Regions from separate parts of the Homo sapiens genome. Here region 2 is linked to region 1. A link is an interaction called in ENCODE POLR2A ChIA-PET data of the cell type or tissue named here. Cell type or tissue: PC-3. All regions are shown on one strand. Links, peaks and the distances in the headings refer to the core of each region. The heading gives the core; the rest is flanking DNA.

What was found. Peaks named below come from ENCODE experiments on the same cell type or tissue, not always from the same donor. Only the 100,000 strongest peaks of a DNase experiment are listed, where the experiment ranks them.
Region 2: POLR2A ChIA-PET joins it to region 1 with 6 read pairs; 1 of 35 experiments calls an interaction of 5 or more read pairs at or near these places.

Annotation. Positions count from the first base shown.
Region 1 is chrX:132,939,799-132,942,616 of GRCh38, forward strand. All of the region lies in intron 2 of HS6ST2 (heparan sulfate 6-O-sulfotransferase 2), which reads right to left. Among named protein-coding and RNA genes, the nearest start is that of HS6ST2, 17 kb to the right of the region's middle. In PC-3, for the core only: a CTCF peak has its summit at 1,002; a DNase peak (open chromatin) is centred at 1,193; H3K4me3 peaks cover 694 bases; H3K27ac peaks cover 2,364 bases.
Region 2 is chrX:133,003,669-133,006,486 of GRCh38, forward strand. No RefSeq gene overlaps it. Among named protein-coding and RNA genes, the nearest start is that of HS6ST2, 46 kb to the left of the region's middle. In PC-3, for the core only: CTCF peaks have their summits at 1,565 (motif pointing right) and 1,767; no DNase peak of the experiment used is centred there.

The sequences.
Region 1 (2,818 bases), core at 65-2,564:
AAGACCTAAACAAATGGAAAAATAGCCCATGTTTTTGAATTGAAAAACAATATTGTCCATATGGCAATACTCCCCAAAATTGATCTACAGATTTAATACAATCCCTAAAAAAATCCCAGCCGGCTTCTTTGTGGATATTGATAAGCTGATGCTAAAATTCACAATGAAATTCAAGGTGCCAAGAATAGCCAAAACAATCTAGAGAAAGAAAAAATAAATAAAAGATTCGCACTTCCTGCTTTCAAAACTAGCTACAAAGCAACAGTAGTCAAGACTGTGTGTCACTTGATTAAAGATAGCTTTATAGACAAGTAAAATAGAATCCAGAAATAAATCCAAACATTTATGATCAACCGGTTTTGTATAATGGTACCAAGGAAAATGAATAAAGAAAAACAGTCTTCAACAAAGGATTCTGGGACAAATATTACCTAAATAAAAAAGGATAAAGTTATACCAATCTTATGGGTGTGTCTCCTTTTTCACAATATGCACAAAAATTAACCTGAAATAGATCATTGACCTTACTGTAAAAGGTTAAACTATAAAACTCTTAAAAGCAGATATAGGAGTAAATTTTTGTGAACACTAGGCAAAGCCTTCAGAAGTGACAAAGAAAAAAATTAAATTGGACTTCACCAAAATTTAAAACTTTCCTGCTTCAATGGGTACCTTCAAGAAAGTGAAGCAACAACCACTGAATGGGGGTAAAATGTTTGCAAAGCGTATATCTTATAAGAGACTTGAACCTAGAATATGTTTAAAAAAAACCAATTAATATTAAAAAGAAAAAGAAATAACACAATTAAGAATGTCAAACAACCTGTATAGATATTTCTCCAGAGAAGATACTCAAATGGGCAATAGGCACATGAAAAAATGTTTAACATCATTAGCCATCAGAAAAATGCAAATCAATACCACAATGAGATACAACTTCACACTCCTAAGATGGCTATAATGAAAATAGCTGATACCACATCTCTCCATCTTGGGAGGTTTACTGCATACAAGAGCCCCCTCTGTTAACCAGAAAGTACTGCATCCTGGAGTCAGATCCTAGCAAATCAGAAGAGCTGAATTTTGTGGTCGCAGGTTTGTTTGCAGTCAGCATAGAAATCTGACCTCTGTGACATTCTCTAGAGAAGGCATTCTCAGCCAAAGGTCACAACCTGAAACCCCGCACCCAGTCCTTGGACACTGAAGCCATAATCTTCCTACAATGAATAATGGTTACATCACCATGATTTAAAGCAAAACAAACATGACATTGAAAGGGGAATATCACAATCCTGCCCATTCCAGTCCAACCAGAATTTTTAAAACAGAAGAGTTCGTCAATGCAACTGCTAACTTTCATACATACGAACACTGTATGTAGCCTTTCACTTAGCATTCAGCTGAACTCTGGAAAATTATGAGCCACTTTCCCATAATGGCATTAGGCAAGGTGGCTGCAACACAAGATGCTCTAACTGAGATGAGCTGAGCTAATCTGGCTGCATTAAACAGTCCAGCTGATCCACATACCTTTAGCTCTCCCCATATCAAAAGCACACCCCTTCCCATAAAGGAGGCAGCCAAAAAGTGTACTTTCAGTCTCGTCCTAATGGATCTCATGACATGTAGGTCTCTAAAACCCTCACTAATAATTTTTTAAGACCACTGGATTAAATAGAAGGCTCAGTCAAAGCTGCATGTATGCAAATTCTGGCACTTTAAATGGGTTCTCTCCTTAAGTGCATAAACCAAAAAGCATGGGAACAATTGGATTAAGAAAGCAAGTGTTCTTTTTTAACACCCTCTAATTGGCATTAAGTCACCAATCGTTGTCAAACACACATCACTTGCTTAATTATTTTGTGTGCGCATGTGTATATCTTTATAACTTCATAAACATATAAACGAGAGGGAGATGCAGATTTAATGTACACCCATATGGCGATAAATATAAAAGCTTCCAGAAGATTGTAGAATGCTATACTAATGCTAAAATGATCTCTTTTTTTTTTATTTGCTTAAGTCATAAAAACAAACTGAAGGAGGCAGCTGCAAAGCATAGATCCTTACCTAAAAGCAGAAATATTCAGACCATTTTGTTCAACAATGTAATTTTTAAAAAATACCTTGCTTCAGCTTCATATTCTCATATTAGTATGATTATCTTTCATAAATCTTATAGTGTGTTTATACATAAAATCATGTTTACATGTTCATGAAGTTTTTTATTGAAGTAATTTTTCATAAATAGCCTACTATGCATCATTCACACCAATATGCTTCATTTCAACATTGCTTTAATGCTCTGGAGCTGGCCTATTATACTCTTAGAACATACTGTGCCACTTTCAGAAAAAAAAATCACAAAAATAAGTATTTTTGCCTCTAGAGTATCTGGCAATGAGCTCAAATAGTTCGTCAACCTTCAAGCTGTTTTGTCAGTTAATCTTCCACTTAGCAAAGTCTCAGCCATGAGGCATCAGCTTAAGTGGCCATCAGCCCAATGTCACACTGGCCTCTGGTTGTTTTTTTATGGTTCTTCCATACCTTCAACCTAATTTCTTTACCTCCAACATTAATAATGCCTGCCAGGCTGGTAGGCCCATGCTAATTTGCATTCTCTTTAATGGCACTTTTTTATGGCCTTCAGCTTTGCATAATGGCACTTTTCTAAAGCTGCCCCTTCCAAAAGGAAGAGAATGGTCACTCCTATGGGAATGTGCCACTCTTATTTGGTTATTTCAGCAACAAAATGGATTCTTATTATCTTCATGATGAGCCCCCAAAATAAGAATAGCCTTCAGGATTCATTTCATCT
Region 2 (2,818 bases), core at 164-2,663, 64 kb after region 1:
ACAGTGCAACTGCTATCATGCCAACACCTGGGGAGGCCCAGCCGGCTGAGAAAAGGAAAGTTTTCATGTGCTGTAAAGGAAGGTTAAGAGGAGTGAAAGAGATGTAAGAATGAATAAGAGGCAATTGAAGAATGTGATACTTTGAGGAAAGGCAGTCTTGGGGAGGAGACTGAATGGAGGGTGCTAATAAATGGAGAGGTTTTAGAGACTGAATGAAGTGACAGCAGACATAAAAGTGGGCTATGAGAGATGAGTGGACTCAATCCAAAGTAAAAGTAGTCTATTATGTAATGAACCAGGCTGCTGCATACGGAGGGGCTGAAGAACAATGGGCTTGCATGTTTCATCGAGTAGAGTAGAAAACTGTCTGCCTGAAAACTAGGCAGAGGCTTTATGGGAACTGGGGACAGTCCTATGAGTGTTTTGCAGCTACCCTAGGCCTTCTGGGTAGGCCCTGATCAAAGGGCACCAACCGTGCCCAAGGATATCCAGTATGCACCAGAGGACATACTGGTGGCCTAAGCTATCTCAGAAACTGCTCAGTACCATGATGCCCAGGGCCCTGTAGCAGCAGTAAAATCTCAGGTATGGAAAACAATTGTTACATCAGGTCAGCTTCTGTCTAGTACTTTCATTACCACCAGCGATTCTTTCCTAATGCAAATCAGTAGACCTTCTCTGCGTCAAAAAGACTGGAAGGAAAGCAGGGGTGGCATGTTAGTATAAAAAATTCTGACTGGGCACAGTGGCTCGCCCTGTAATCTCAGCACTTTGGGAGGCCAAGGCGGGTGGTCAGGAGTTTGAGGCCAGCCTGGCCATCTTGGTGAAACCCCTTCTCTACTAAAAATACAAAAATTAGCAGGGCATAGTAGCGTGTGCCTGTAATCCCAGGCTACTCGGGAGGCTGAGGCATGAGCGTCGCTAAACCTGGGAGGCAGATGTTGCACTGATCCTAGATTGTGCCACTGCACTCCAGCCTGGCCGACAGAGTAAGACTCAGTCTCAAAAAAAAAAAAAAAAAAAAAAAAATGTGTGTCTGTGTCTTTCTTCCCTCAAACCTAAGAGCCTTAAAGCCTGTGTTTGCAGATGAACTAGCCTAATCACCTTTTTGGAGCATCCATGACTGTGGAATGAATGCATACCTTGTTTTTAAATTTTTAGGTGAAGCAAGTATTCTGTGGGGTAGAAAAAGGTGGGATCAGGGGTTTTAGGCAAGATTATGAAGGGACCTTTCAAGTATTTGGGGACTATGTTGCTGAAAACATACAAGTATTAAGCCTTTCATGTTACAGATGGATCCAGGGTTGGGGAATATGCCTTTTGAGCTATTAACCAAGGGTCAAAAAAAAACTGAGGCTCAGAAATTTACTAGCTAAGCAAACAAGATTCCAATCTACATAGGCCAAGGTTTTGGTGATATTGAAGTGAAGAAGTTCTCCCAGTTATCAATGTATCATCTTTTAGTTCCAAATTCATCCATCAATAAGTGCTCTGTGATAATGGACAAAATTCTTTAAAACATTCCAAAATGAAAATGCTGAGCTTTACCAGTAGAGGGCGATGGAAGGACATTGCAGGAGAAAGGGGGCTCTGCTGTTTCATGCAGCTGGTACTGTGGAGTGGGTCAGCGGTGTGGATATGAGGAAGTCTGGGGAAGAAGTATGTGGACAGATGACTCAGAATGGACACAGACTGTGACAATATCAGGTAGACAAAATTATGCACCCTGGCAATGTCAGTCAGCTTCTTTCTCCAGCCATCTGAGTGCTTGCCGAACAGGCCTGTGGACAAAGTGGCAGTGGTGGCAGAGATGGAAGCTGGGCACAGGCAAAACAACATGAACCTCCCTTCATGAAGGCTGGCCTGGCTAAAGCTATCTTGAGGGCCTAACCTGCTGATGGCAGTGATGAACACTGAGCCCCAGATACGGCACCATTCCTAAGATGACCAACCAGCCACCTACTGCCAGACTGACGACACTGGACCTCTTCCACCATGGAGGCAAATATTTGTCCTCACTAAAATAGATACAGAGATCTGGGTATAAATATAGATATGGTTTGTCTTCCCTACTAGTAATGCTTCTCTTAGCACCACCATCCATAGACTCACAGAATGCCCAATCTTCCATCATGGCATTCCACACAGCCCTGAATCTTATCAGCAAAGGAATTCATCTCACAGCAAAAGAAGTGTGGCAAAGGTCTCATACCCATGGATGTAACTGGTGTTGTGACATACCTCATTACCCAGAAACAGCTGGTCCAACTGAAAGGTGGAATGGCTTACTGAAGACTCAGTTGCAGTGCCAATTAGAAGAAAAACATCCTGACTGGATGGGATTCAGCTCACAGGATGCAGTTTGTGCTTTAAATGTGAGACCACAGTGTGGTGTTATCTTCTCCATACCCATAATAAATGGGCTAAGAAATCAGGGAGTGGCAGTAGGGGTGGCTCCTCTCACGATTACACCTAATAACCCACTTCCTGAATTTTTGCTTTCCATTTCAGGAATTTTGAGCTCTGCTCATTTAGAGATACTGGTTCCCAAGGCGGGGATGCTTCCACCAGAGGCACAACAGTATTTCCACTGAATTGGAAGTTGAAAGTGCCATTTGGCCATTTTGGTCTCCTTGTGCTGCTGAAAATACTGGCATAAGGAGGGGTTAATCTACTAGTCATGGATCCTGATTACCAAAGAGAAATCAGGTTGCTGCTACACATTGGAGCCAAGGAAGACTACGGGTCAAAACAACAACAACAACGACAACAAACAAATCTGGACTTTGGTAAAGAGACGCTTTATTTGAAGGGACCG